Linked DNA regions of Homo sapiens: region 1 is linked to region 2. Evidence: chromatin contacts called from ENCODE Hi-C or POLR2A ChIA-PET data. All regions are on one chromosome and are shown on one strand. The core of a region is the stretch at or near the end of the contact, and the rest is flanking DNA. Distances in the headings are between cores, read along the strand shown.

The links. Hi-C counts contacts between places; a loop is a spot of excess contacts on that map. ChIA-PET counts read pairs that join two places held with the same protein, here RNA polymerase II (POLR2A). Pooled maps may share reads with other maps.
Region 1: a loop to region 2 is called in a map of OCI-LY7, with 6 times the contacts of the local background. The contact joins the enhancer-like site here to the promoter of ATP6V0E2 in region 2. A Hi-C loop is called at or near these places in 1 of 168 maps with a recorded cell type or tissue (OCI-LY7) and 2 of 50 pooled maps. POLR2A ChIA-PET finds 5 or more read pairs at or near these places in 1 of 52 experiments (OCI-LY7).

The regions. Positions count from the first base shown.
Region 1 is chr7:150,893,823-150,899,930 of GRCh38, reverse strand. No RefSeq gene overlaps it. Among named protein-coding and RNA genes, the nearest start is that of AOC1, 44 kb to the right of the region's middle. RefSeq lists silencers at 1,173-1,232, 1,250-1,410 and an enhancer at 1,116-1,410. Within about 2 kb of position 1,275, at least 4 of the 41 ENCODE cell types and tissues checked have a DNase peak (open chromatin) inside an H3K27ac peak, as active enhancers do; they include OCI-LY7, where a contact is called at or near this core.
Region 2 is chr7:149,870,017-149,876,690 of GRCh38, reverse strand. ATP6V0E2 (ATPase H+ transporting V0 subunit e2) reads right to left here and starts at 2,722. Exons shown (of 4, transcript NM_145230.4): 1 at 2,522-2,722; 2 at 1,046-1,093. The coding sequence starts at 2,625. It overlaps ATP6V0E2-AS1 (ATP6V0E2 antisense RNA 1), which reads left to right and starts at 2,829. Exons shown (of 4, transcript NR_027040.1): 1 at 2,829-3,467; 2 at 4,895-5,049; 3 at 6,340-6,449. RefSeq lists silencers at 2,286-2,465, 2,876-2,955, 2,986-3,195 and enhancers at 2,486-2,625, 1,955-2,923.

The DNA.
Region 1 (6,108 bases), core at 26-2,525, 1.0 Mb before region 2:
CCGCCACCTCAGAGAGGAGCTGTGAGGACGGAGGGAGTCACTGCCTGGTTTGTGCACATGTTAAATGCTTACCCCATGCTAACTGATACGTGGAGGATGTAGGGATGGGTCAGATTCTCAAGGTCTTGATAAATCACGTTGAAAATTTTGGGAGCCATGGAGGCTTCAATCAGAAGGGTGACAGGGTTTGATCTGGATTTCAGAGCAACCCCTCTGGAAGCCGCGTTGAGGTTGGTCTGATGGAGGCGAGACTGGGGTCTCAGGGTGATGAGCAGTAAGTCATCATGGGGAAAGGAAAGATGGAACGAATTCAGGAAATGCTGGGAAGGTGGGACTCACGGGTAGATGGCAGAGGGGCTGTGTGGAGGGAAGCAGGTGCCTAGGCTCTCGGTTCTTGGCTTGGGTCAAGGGACATGATGATAGACCCTGGGCTGGGGAGCACAGGAGGAAGGGCTGGCCTGTGCAGGGGATAGAGGAGGTGATAAACCGGCTTAGACATGTGGAGTGTGAGGTTCTCACAGGACGTTTAGGTAGAGGTACAGGTCTTGGCGTGTAAGAGAAGAATATGGACATGGGACATATATTTGGGAGTCAAATCGGTTAAGGGGCAGGCAGGAAGTGAGCCCCAGTTATTGAGGTTTCCAGGGAATGGGAAATATGCTGGGTTGGCGCAGGGGAACTCCAGTGGCGCATATTCACATGTGGCTGACGTCGCCGTGAGATAGCCATCCTCATATTCTTCTTCTAAACTAAAGCCTGAAATTACTTGGGGGTGGCAAAGCCCAGCAAAAGAGCCCACCCCCAGCCTCCATGGCTAAGGCTTGGCCAATGAGTTGTAAGACAAGTGATGTCTGTGAATTCCGGCAAAGCACAGTGAAGGTAGCCATACCCTTCTCTGTCCCCTCCTCCATCCTACTGCCTGACTTGTATGAGATGGCTGGAGCTCTGGCAGTCACCGTGGACTAGGAGGCTGGGGGCTACATCCCAGGTGGAGGCCGTGAGGAGGAAGGAGGCTGCGTGCCCTAGGCCTTCATGGGGCCCCTAAGCCACTCAGGACTGTGTTTACAGAGAAACACGACTGTCTCTTGTTGAAGCCGCTGTGAACACATTTTTCTGTTCCATTCAGCTGAACTTGGTCCACAGGGAGCCATTTTGAGTCTGCCGTTCTTGGTCAAGCCTCACCCCGGGGGCATTTCCAGCCTCTGTTTTCTCCGCGGGATTAATAAGAGGCAGCCGTGCCCGGTCCAGTCGCCGCGAGGTGTTGTGCGCCACCTGGTGGTCGCGTGGCAGACAGCATTCCTCCAAGCGAGACAGCACCAGCGGCTAAAATGCAGCTATCTGCACCTCGAACCCAGCCCATCTTTTAGCCAATGACAAGCCAAGTGCCCCAGAGTCCTGCATGGCAGTGGACGCTGACAAGAACTCCAGGAATTCCAGATTGCATGGAGCTTCTCGGCTCAGGTGTGTTTTCGGAATCAACTGCGGGCAGTTTCCAAGGAGCCAGTTGGCGGTCCCTGCGTCTCCTCGTCCAGGTCGTGAACTTCTGTACTAAAGGATTCCATGTGACCCCTCTGCTGCAGACTCTGGTCTCAGAGCAATAGTGAGAGCTGGAGAGAAGGGAGGGAGATGACTCACTGCTTTACTGAGCAGGAAATTAACACCAAGGGAGCCTAACCTGGCAGCAGCCTGGAAAAATTGGTTTGCGGTGGTTTGAGCAGTGGGCAAAGTGGGTTTATGTGGGCGAGCTTATTAACACTTCCTTTTGCTGACTGCGGGTACAAGCTTGAAATGGCCAACAGTGCAGCAAATAGAGACCAAGTTGCAAAAATGAGTCTTCATCTCACTGAAGTTTGAGAAATTGCAGAGGCTCGTGGAGAGACTCCTGGTGCCAGGACACGCAGGTCTCCACCCAATCTGGCCACTCTGTGTGTGACCCGGGGCCCGTCCTCTGTCTCCAGGCTCCCCTTGCTACATGAGGTGGCCGGAACACTGCCTGGGTTTTGAGGCCAAGGGTTTGTAGGTGTTGGTGAAGAGAAGGGGCCCCCAGGCTAGGTGAGGGGACCTCAGTTACCTCCCCCTTTCCCAATCATCCTTTTCTGAGGCCACCTTCAATTGCTACCCTATCCTAAAAGGCCTCGAAAAGCAACAGGCTCTGGTGTCCCGACATCTTCTGGTTTCCTCTTCTTTCTGTGAAACAACTGAGTCTCAGCTTTTCTCATTTGCATCCCCACCTGGCAGCTGAAGAGCCGCAAACAAAATAACACCTGCTTTACATGAAGGGGAAGTGACTTGGGGCTGGAGTGAGAGGTGGGCCCGGGTCATAAGTCCTTGTTTGTTTTCTTCTTTCCTTACACTGCTTGGTGGGTTCTTCGTGGTCCTCCGCAAAGAGGGTTTGGGAATGGCGGGTGTCTCTCTCACTCGGAGCCAGCCCCTGTCTCTCTTCTGCACTGTTCCTGAGCCTGGGGTGGGTGTCTGGAGCGAATGGACTGGATTCCTCCCCAGCCCCAGGGTCTCTGTCTCTGGTGAGGGGCAGGTGGCTGTGTGTTGAACAAGCCTCTCCCTCCTCTGATCCACAACCAAACACATACAGGGATGTCCCGGGTAACTCTGGGAGTGTCCCTGTCTCTGGCCCTGCATTCTGGGGTCTGTGAACTGCAAATTGCTAGATGGAGGGATCTGCCTACCCCAAAGGGGAATTTCCAGGGAGAGGGATCTGTCCACCCCAAGGGGTGTGGCCAGGGATCCTCCTCCAGGAGATGAACCCCACAGACATGACTTTGGGTCCAAGCACCATCAATGCCATTTCCTGGGGCTGCATGGCTGGGAACCAGTTTGCCGACCAGTCGGAGCTAGATAGGGAGGGGGCAGGGCCGAAGTGGAGGTCTCCCCCTTTCCTTTCACTGCCTTTCTACATGCGGTGCTGGTCCTGGATCTGTTGTCCTGAGACTCTACACTTGTCCTCTCCCTCCTCTGCCATGTCTTGTGGGGACAGACCCCTGCAAGTGGTATCTCCCACACTTCCAGGTTCCACCCATGGGAGGCCTGAGCATGAGACAGAGGGGGCTGGACCTTCTCTCCCTTTCTCTCCAGCTGCGACAGACAGGCCCCCAGGGCTCCCAGCTTCCACTGGTGACCCGGCTGCAGGGTCTGGGAACTCCACGCCCTCCCTCTGCCCCTGCCTCTCTGGGCATTGCTGTCTCTGGAGTACCCACCCTGTTTATCTCTTAGTTCACCCATCCTCCCAGCTTCCAGTTCCCTGAAGTCCAGTGTCTCCGTGCTAAGTCTCCCAGCAGTCCCTGATTCCCAACCCGTGTGTCTTGCTGGATCTTCCTTCCCCACCTTAATCAGGCTGGCGCAGATCCCACCATAGTTTTTTGATTGTGTTTGTGTGTGAAACAGGTCTGTCAAGTTCAACCAACATCTGACATCCAGTTCAGTTTTGCCTCTCCTCCCAGCTCTGCTGGACCCCAGGTCCAAGGCTCCTACCCTGGGGAGGGGCAGGTCTGGCCGTCCCCTCCTCTCTTCCTCTCCCACACCTGCTGATGCTCCTGGGGCCAGGATGGAGGGGAGGGGGCTTGGAGGAAAAGTGGCCCCACTGGCGTGGCCATTTTTGCTTACATGGACCCTTGGGCTCTGGGTGGCTGATATGCAACACTGGCTCTTCTGCTGGATGCAGGTGTGTGTTCTTCCGAGCATCATGGACCTGGACCTGCACAGTGCCCTGATGACCTGTCCCCTGCTGTCCACCCCACAGCCTCTAACTGCATAGTTCTCCTCGTCTGCCTGGCTGCCCTCTTAGAAGGGGGTGTTACTGGATTCCTGTGGCCACCACCACAAGGTGCATAAACTGGGTGACTCAAAACAACAGAAATGTATTCTTTCATGGTTCTGGAGGCCAGAAGGTCAAAATCAAGGTGTTGGTAGGGCCACGCTCCTTCTGCAACCTCTAGGGGAGCATGCTTCCTTATCCATCTGGCTTCTGGTAGCCCCAGGTGTTTCATGGTTTGTGAAAGCATCACTGCAATCTCTGCCTCTGTCTGCATATGGGCTTCTTCTTTGAGTGTGTATGTGTCTCTCTGTGTCTTCTCTTCTTCTTATAAGGACACTGGCCATTGGATTAGGGTCCACGCTACTCTAGCGTGACCTCGTCTTAACTGATCACATCTGCAAAGACCTGTTTCCAAATAAGGTCACAGTGATAGGTACCAAGGGTTAGAACTTCAATATATCTTTTTGGAGGACACAGTTCAACCCACAACAGGTGCAGACACACCTTGGAAATATTGTGGGTTCACTTTCAGACCCCGCAATAAAGCAAATATTGCAATAAAGTGAGTTATAAAAATCCACTGGTTTTCCAGTGCATATAAAAGTTATGTTTATATTATACTGTGGCCTATTAAGTGTTCAATAGCATTATGTCAAAAATACAATGTACATACTTTAAATTAAAAAAATCTTTATTGCAAAAAAATGCTAACAATCATCTGAGCGTTCAGTGAGTCATCATCTTTTTCCTGGTGGAGGGTTCTGCCTTGGTGTTGGTGGCTGCTGACTGATCAGGGTGGTGGTTCCTGAAGGCTGGGGTGGCTGTGGCAATTTCTTAAAACAAGAAAACAATGAATTTTGCCACATCAATGGACTGTCCTTTCATAATATATTGCCTTGTAGCATGCAATGCTGTTTGGTAGCATTTTACCCAAGGTAGAACTTCTTTCAAAATTGGAGTCAATTCTCTCAAACCCTGCTGCTGCTTTATCAACCAAGTTTATGTCATATTCTAATTTTTTTGTTGTCGTTTCAACAATGTTTACAGCGTCTTTACCAGGAGTATATTCCATCTAAGGAAACAGGCAGGATGTGGTGGCTCATGTCTGTAATCCCAGCCTGGAATCATCCCAGGCCTAGGTGGAAGGATCACTTGAGGCCAGGACTTTGAGACCAGCCTGGGCGACATAGTGAGACCCTGCCTATATATAAAAAAAAAAAAGAAAGAAAAAGAACCAGGCATGGTAGCATTCACTTGTTCTAGCTATTTTGGAGGCTGAGGTGGGAGGATTACTTGAGGAGCTTGAGGCTGCAGTGATTCATGATTACATCACTGCACTCCAGCCTGGGCAACAGAGCAAGACTCTGTCTCAAAAAAGAAAATAAAAAAGAAAGAAGAAACTGTTTTCTTTGCTCATTCATAAGAAGCAACACCTCATCCATTCAAGGTTTTTTTTTGTTTGTTTTGTTTTGAGATGGAGTCTCGCTTTGTTGCCCAGGCTGGAGGGCAGTGGCACAATTTCAGTTCACTGCAACCTCTGCCTCCTGGGTTCAAGTGATCTCCTGTCTCAGCCTCCTGAGTAGCTGGGACTACCGGCACATGTCACCATGCCCTGCTAATTTTTGTATTTTTGTAGAGAAGGGGTTTCACCATGTTGGCTAGGCTGGTCTTGAACTACTGACCTCTGATGATCCGCTCACCTCGGCCTCCCAAAGTTCTGGGATTACAGGCTTGAGCCACTGCGCCTGGCTGCCAGTCATGTTTAGTCATGAGATTGCAGCAACTCAGTCACCTCTTCAGGCTCCCCTTTTAATTCTACTTCTCTTGCTATTCCCACCACATCTGCAGTGAGTTCCTCCATTGAAGTCTTGAACCCTTCAAAATCATTCAGGAGGGTTGGAATCAATTTCTTCCAAACTTCTGTTAATGTTGCTATTTTGACCTCTTCCCATTAATTACAAATGTTCTTAATGGCATCTAGAATGGTGAATCCTTTCAGGAAGGTTTTCAATTTACTTAGCCCAGATCCATCAGAGGAATCACTATCTACGACAGCTAGAGCCTTACAAAATGTATTTCCTAAATAATAAGACTTGAAAGTTGAAATTGCTCCTTGATCCATGGGCTGCAGAATGGATGTTGTATTAGTGGGCATGAAAACAACATTAACTCCTTGCATGTCTCCATCAGAGCTCTTGGGTGATTAGGTGCATTGTCAATGGGCAGTGATATTTTGAAAAGAACAGTTTTTTTCTGAGCAGTAGGTCTCAACAGTGGCCTTAAAATATTCAGTAAACCATTCTGTAAACAGATATACTGTCATCCAGGCTTTGTTGTTT
Region 2 (6,674 bases), core at 1,473-3,972:
ACAAACTAGAACTTGAACTTATCTCTTGGTTGGCAGCCAGGATCATCTAAACATGGAGCAATGTAACCGCAGGTTTGGGATGGATGCGGGGGCAGGGTCTTTTTCTTTTTCCTTTTAAAAAATTTTTTTAATAAAGAGGGATTGGCTATTGTGAATGGCAGTTTTAGCAAGAGACTAAACAATAGACACTGAGGATCTGCAAACTGATTTCCTCACACTCTCCAGGTATTCAAGTCCCTTGGAATGTTCTTCTATATCCCCAGGGTACCTATTCCAAGTTTGATGACTTACTCTCACCTAGTGGTTCTTTTTTTAGAGTCGGAGTCTCACTCTGTTGCCCAGGCTGGAGTGCAGTGGTAAGATCTTGGCTCACCGCAACCTCCGTCTCCCGGGTTCAAGCGATTCTCCTGCCTCAGCCTCCTGAGTAGCTGGGACTACAGGCACGCGCCACCAGGCCTGGCTAATTTTTGTATTTTTAGTAGAGACGGAGTTTCACTATGTTGGCCAGACTGGTCTCGAACTCCTGACCTCGTGATCCACCCACCTCAGCCTCCCAAAGTGCTGGGATTACAGGCGTGAGCCGCCACGTCTGGCCTCTCACCTAGTGGTTCTAAGATGGCTGCATTCCAGTCACCTGGGGGCATTCATGAACAACAGGAATTCCCAAGTGCAGATCTCGAGAGTTGTAATTTCATGGGTGTAGGGTGCAGCCTGAAAACTGTGTTTGAACAATCACTCCAGGTGACCCAGTCAGGCACAGACAGCACTGAGGTGGCCTGCCTCCTTCCTTGCCCAGGTGAGAAAACTACAGCCCATGGGGGCCAGAACTCTGGGGGCAGAGCCAGATCCAGAGCCCAGGGTTCATGACTTCTGGCCCACTGCTCTCTTTCCCATTCCACACCACCTCCACTCCTGTTGTTTTATAGGTTCAGCCTTTCAAGAGGCATTTACTACCAGGACAGAAGGAAGAGCAGGCTAGGGTGAGGAGGAAAGGAGGGAGGACAAAGGAACTGGCTGACTTTGAGCTGGGGAGAGTAGTACTTACAAGAGGTAACAGCAGACGGCGGTGGCGACCAGCATGGTGATGATCACTCTGCAGCAGAAGAGGACACGGGTCAGAACAAATGCAGCCAGCACCTCACAAGGCCTGGCCAGGACCAGAGCAAGAAGAGCTCCTGGTGTGAGCTCTTTTCCATTGGCCTTCCTGATGCCTCCTGGACACAGGAGGCTGAGTTCTACTCAGGGTAAGAATAGCAAGGCAGAAAATAAAAACTGAAAGTGTCACCTCACAGAGAGGCCAACCTTGACCACATCCAAGTTGCCTTAAGAATCCTTCCCTTCATTTCCCTTCTCTACCACCCAATATTGCTCCATCTTAATGCAGACGTGTTGTGGAAAGGCACTGCACAGAGCTGCATTTGTGGCAACCCAACAGGGAGTGGTCTGTAGAATTCAAAATTCATGGAGCAAGGGGAAGGAAAACAATAGGCTAGAAGACAGGGCAAGAAGCAGGCAGACTGTGAGCCAGTTCTGAGGCCCAGTGAGTTGTTACAAAGAGAACAGGGACTAGCCACTTTGCGTGTACTCAGAGAAGACCAGAGACAGATGCTTCAAGTGCAGCAAAAGAAATTTCAGTCAAACTGAAGCAAGAACTCACCAAGAATAGCAGGAGACGCAAGACACGAAAATGGTTTACAAAGTGAAGCTGTGGGATCCCAAACCCTGCCTGTCTTTAAGAACAAAGGCAGCACTCACATGTCCAAACGGCCTTTGGGCAAAGCTAACTCTAATCCAAACGAGGCCCTTGATCTTTGATCTAAAGCACTGCAAGCTGGTGCTGGACACAGGAGCACGCGATCCCTTTTTCAACATTACTAAGCAGGTTGTGCCAGTCCTGGCTGGGCACTGAGTAGACAATGGTGAACTGGACAAACTCCAGCCCCTGGGAACATGCAGTCAAGGGAAGGGTGCTTTGTAACTGAAGATAATATGAAGCAGAAACTGGTGAATGGCGCAGCAATCTGCTAGAGGACCTTCGAAAAATAACGCCAGCTAAACTTATCCCATACCTACAAAGTGTCACGCACTGGTAGGTGTTTTAAATGCGTTACCGCAGGTCATCCTCACAGCAGCCTTTTAAGGCAGGAGTCGACATTATCTCCATTTTACCCATGAAGAAACTGAGACTTGATATTGGCTCTAGGTCACACAGCTAGCAAGGAGTGGAGAAACTGCGTCAGTGCCCACTTGTGCCCTTTACTGGCTGCAGGAGGGGTGACAGACATCTCCAATGTCACTCTCCTCTTTACCTTCTGGATATGCCCTCTCGCCCCACCTCCTGCCTGTTCCCGGCTGTCAGAGACCCAGGTGCAGAGAGACCTCAGAGGTGGCGTCCGGGGTCCTGGCGTCCCTCCTGCGGACGCTCGCTGCAGAGCAGGAAGCCGCCGCCCCGGGGCGGAGGGGCGAGCCGGGCCAGGGGGCCGGGGTGGAGAGGTCTGCAGGGCCTGCGCGCTTTCCTTACCCGCGGTTGGGTCCCTTCGGCACGAACCAGGGCCCGGCGATGCCGACGAGGCCCCAGAACGTGGTGAAGATGATGACCGGGAGGGCGAATGAGTGCGCCGTCATGGCCGGGCGCAGGATGCCCAGGCAGGATGCAGGGCCGAGCAGCGGGCGCTGCAGGTGCGCGGGTCCCCAGCCGGGCAGCGCGCTGAGCATGCGCAACAGGAGTCGAGCACCCGAAGCGATCAGCCGGGCCGGGCCGCGCACGCGCATCTCCTGATCCAGCCCGCCGCGCTGTCACTCAGGACCTGCCTAGGAGCCCACTCGCTGATTGGCTGAGCAGGGCCGCGGACAGAGAGAAATGCCGAGGAATAGGGGCGCGGCCGCCCGGTTTCGGCGATGGGTTATAGGGTCCGCGTCAGCCCCGCGCCCGCACAGCCAACGTCACGCCGCATTCTTATTTCCAAAGACCCCTGGAGCTTGGGGTCCCACCCCAGCGGTCTTTCGGGGCGTCCCCTGCCCTTCACGCGCCGCGCCGGCTCGGCCCGAAGCGCCCTGCGGACCCGCAGCCTGGGCCGCCCCGAACCTGACGGCCCCGCGGGGGTCGGACGCGGGAGGAACGGCCTCGCTTTCAGAGACGCAGCGGGAGGGCGGTCCCCGCTGTCCCTCTGGCCGGGTCCTCAGCACGCGTTCTCCTCACTCCCAGGACTAGCGAGCGGCGGGCGCGGACCGGGGCCTGGGGTCGGAGGCGGCGCAGCCAGAAAGGCCCCAGCGGCGCTGAGACGTTTGGGGGAAGGCGGGGGCTTCGCGTTTCGATGGCGGGAAGCGGAATGAGGTTGGACCGGCCGGGCCGGCGTTCAGGGACCCGGCGGGAGGCGGAGGGCTGGCGTCCTCGCGGACATCCATCTGCAGCGAACCAGGCAGAGGCTTTGGGATTAGATCCTTGACTCCTTGCGTCAGTAGTTAAGGTTTGTTTAAATATAAAATGGGATGGCCCTTCTTACAAGGTTGCTGGAGGATTAAATGAATAGGCATGTGGAAAGCACCTAGTATAATAAGGCTCGGTAGTTTCTTCCATCAGGGCTGGAAGAGACCACGGAGCCTGCTTTCCTCCTTCGGCGTTTGGATCTCACATATCCCTTCTTCTCTGGCGATCAAAAATCCCTATCTTCTGTAGAGATCCCTTTTACAGATCAGTGGCCTCCAGGCGGTATCTCTAGCAACAAGTGCTACCCCAAGCGGCCGGCCACACATATTCCCTGGCTTCATGACATAGGGAGGCGCAGTCCCCACGTGATGCAGAAGGGAAATGTGCCTGTCCTTGCACTGACCCCGTCAGCCATGTGTGCTCCTGGCTGTTTTCTGAAATCAAGAACCAGTTACATCCGCCCTTCTCCGTTCTCTAGTTGAAACCTCCCTATCCATCCTTCCAACATTCATGTAAGTTGGAGGTGGGCGTGGGATGACACCAAACTGTTAGGTATAAAATACCATCCTAGCCTTCGAGGGGTTTCTAAAGTAGTTGAGGAGTGATATATTCTGGTAAAATCATAATGCTGGACAGCGCAGTTCTAAGAGCCCTGTGATCAAAGTAGCCAAATGCCCATTATGAGAATTCAGAGGGTGGAGAAATCCAGGAAGACTCCCTGGAGGAGGTGAGATTTTAGCTGGATTGTAAACAATGGTTATTTTTCTCATCCAGAGTGTGTACATTGTTGAGAACACTGGCCTAGGATAAGGGTGCACTTGGCATCCAGGAGATAGAGTTAAGAGTATGTCCATACAGGCCTTCAAAAAATCACCACGAGGGCTGAGCGCAGTGGCTCACACCTGTAATCCCAGCACTATGGGAGGCAGAGGCGGGCGGATCACGAGGTCAGGAGATCGAGACCATCCTGGCTAACACGGTGAAACCCCGTCTCTACTAAAAATATAAAAAAATTAGCTGGGCATGGTGGCGGGCACCTGTAGTCCTAGCTACTTTGGAGGCTGAAAGGAGAATGGCGTGAACCCGGGAGGCAGAGCTTGCACTTGCAGTGAGCCGAGATTGTGCCCCTGCACTCCAGCCTGGGGGACAGAGTGAGACTCCGTCTCAAAAAAAAAAAAAAAAAAAAAATCACCACGAAAGTTCTATAGCTCAAAAAAGACGGACTTTTTGAATTTTGTTCTGGAAAAAAAAAAATCCTCTGTAGAAAATGACAGCTGTAAAGTGAAATGTATTTCCTTCTTTGCCTCTGCTCCTTTGTCTTGGCTTTGGCCAGAACCAAAAACATTGCTGAGTCTGAGCAGCCACTCATATTAGCAGCCTGCAGCTCTTACTCTTTTCCTTTAATGTCTTTGATGTTTCATTTCTGTCCTAATTTGCATGTGATTGCCTGTGTCATTTGTTTGGCAGCTTTGTGATGGTCTGAGGTCCATGAAGGGATTAAAACCAGGAACTGGCTCCTTCTCCAACCACTAAAGCCTCATCTGGGCCCACAAGCCCTGGCTGTTCCCTGGAGCGTGACTGGAAGATGTGAGCAGCTTTGTGCTGGAGCCCCATTTCCATGGGTAAACTGTTCACCTGATCAAACAGCTCCCCAGAGTTCCACAGTACCACATATTTATTTTCTAGAACTTTGTTTTTAGCTGAAAGGGATCTTAGAGGCTAAGGCAATCCTATCACTTTACAGGTGATAAAACTGAGGCCCAGAGAAGTGAAGTAACTTGCCTAGGCCCACACAGCTCATCAGTAAAAGAGCCAGAACACATGGCCGAGACTTCTCCCTAATCCAGCGTCTCCTCCACACTCCCAGCTCACCCCTAGGGTTTGTGCCCAGGCTGAGGACACTATTTTCAGAGGCACTAATGTGAGGCAAAGGGCATGTTACCAGACACAGCCCCGCCTACCCCGGTCCCCTGAGGTGGAGCTGTGCATTCCACTGGCTTCACGGTTCCCCTCTGCCCTGGCGGCTTCTGGTTGGTATTGGCGCCACCGACTGCTCTGCCATGGCTCCTCAGTGAGTGCTTTGGGTGTGATTGACAAGTTTCCATGACATCTCCCAGGGAGTGGGGTCCTGATGTTGGTGACATCTCTATCGTTCATCTTTTCATGGGGCTGATGAATTCCTAGAAAGGGTAGAAGGAGAAGGAGCCACTGAAAGAGGCTCTTTAAAACTTCCCTGAGTGTCCCCCAGTGCAAATGAACAGGAGCCCCAGGACACTTGAAGGCCCTAGGAAATCACACCTCAGAGCCACAGATGCATCCTAATGCTCTCTGCAGACGGGGCACGTGTCGGAGGTGAGAACAACAGCTCCAGATGTCTCTGTCTTTGCAAATAAGGCCTGTGACATTTAATGATGTAACCACCTACCTTCCACCCATTGTTCTGGTGGCCATGAGTAGAAGGAATTATACCAGGATGTGATAAGAAGGAATTAGGAGCTGGGAGTCTTGCTGGGTGAGGACCTTGGCCCCTTGCTTGCTTGCCATCTAATAGGGGCACTCCTGGCCTGTGGGGTCAGGGAGAACTAGACCCAGAGCATGGTTGTCTCTGTGACTAGTTGAGCCTGTTTCTCCTTCAAGGGCCCTGGCAGTGGGAAAACATATTATGACAATTGCACTGTTTTATCAGCCCTTGGCACTCCTGAAGTTGCCCTGAAATAAACATCCCTACCTGTATGCCAGGCCCTGCCTACTTCTGGAGCTCTCTTAGGTTTACAACCTACCCCCGCTGTCCCAAATTGATAGGGTGAGCCCAGGGCATTAAATGGGTGGTGCAAGTCAGGCTTCAGGACTGACACGGGTCTATGTGCGCTCAGTGTGGGTTGAGGGGCACTGGGCTGTCTTTCTCCCTACAGTGCATGCTGCTGCCAAACCAGAGATCACTTGTAGACTTGAAAGGGAACATGAGCTTTGGGTGAAGGATTCCCAGCCCCCAACAGAGGCCAAAAAGCTACCACCCAGCCAGGTAAGCCTTGATGGAACATCTCTTGCACAAAGATCACCATGTTCATTGAGCCTTTAGTGCCTCCTGGGCTCTGATCAACCCACGAATCAGTATCTCCGCAGCACTTCCTGTGGTTTGGATTCAGGTTTTTTACTTCTGTTTCCTGCCTTTATGATAGGAGTTTGGGTAACCTGTGAGAAACACAGCCACAGTGTAAACCTCTTGAGACAAGCTACACTGATGGGA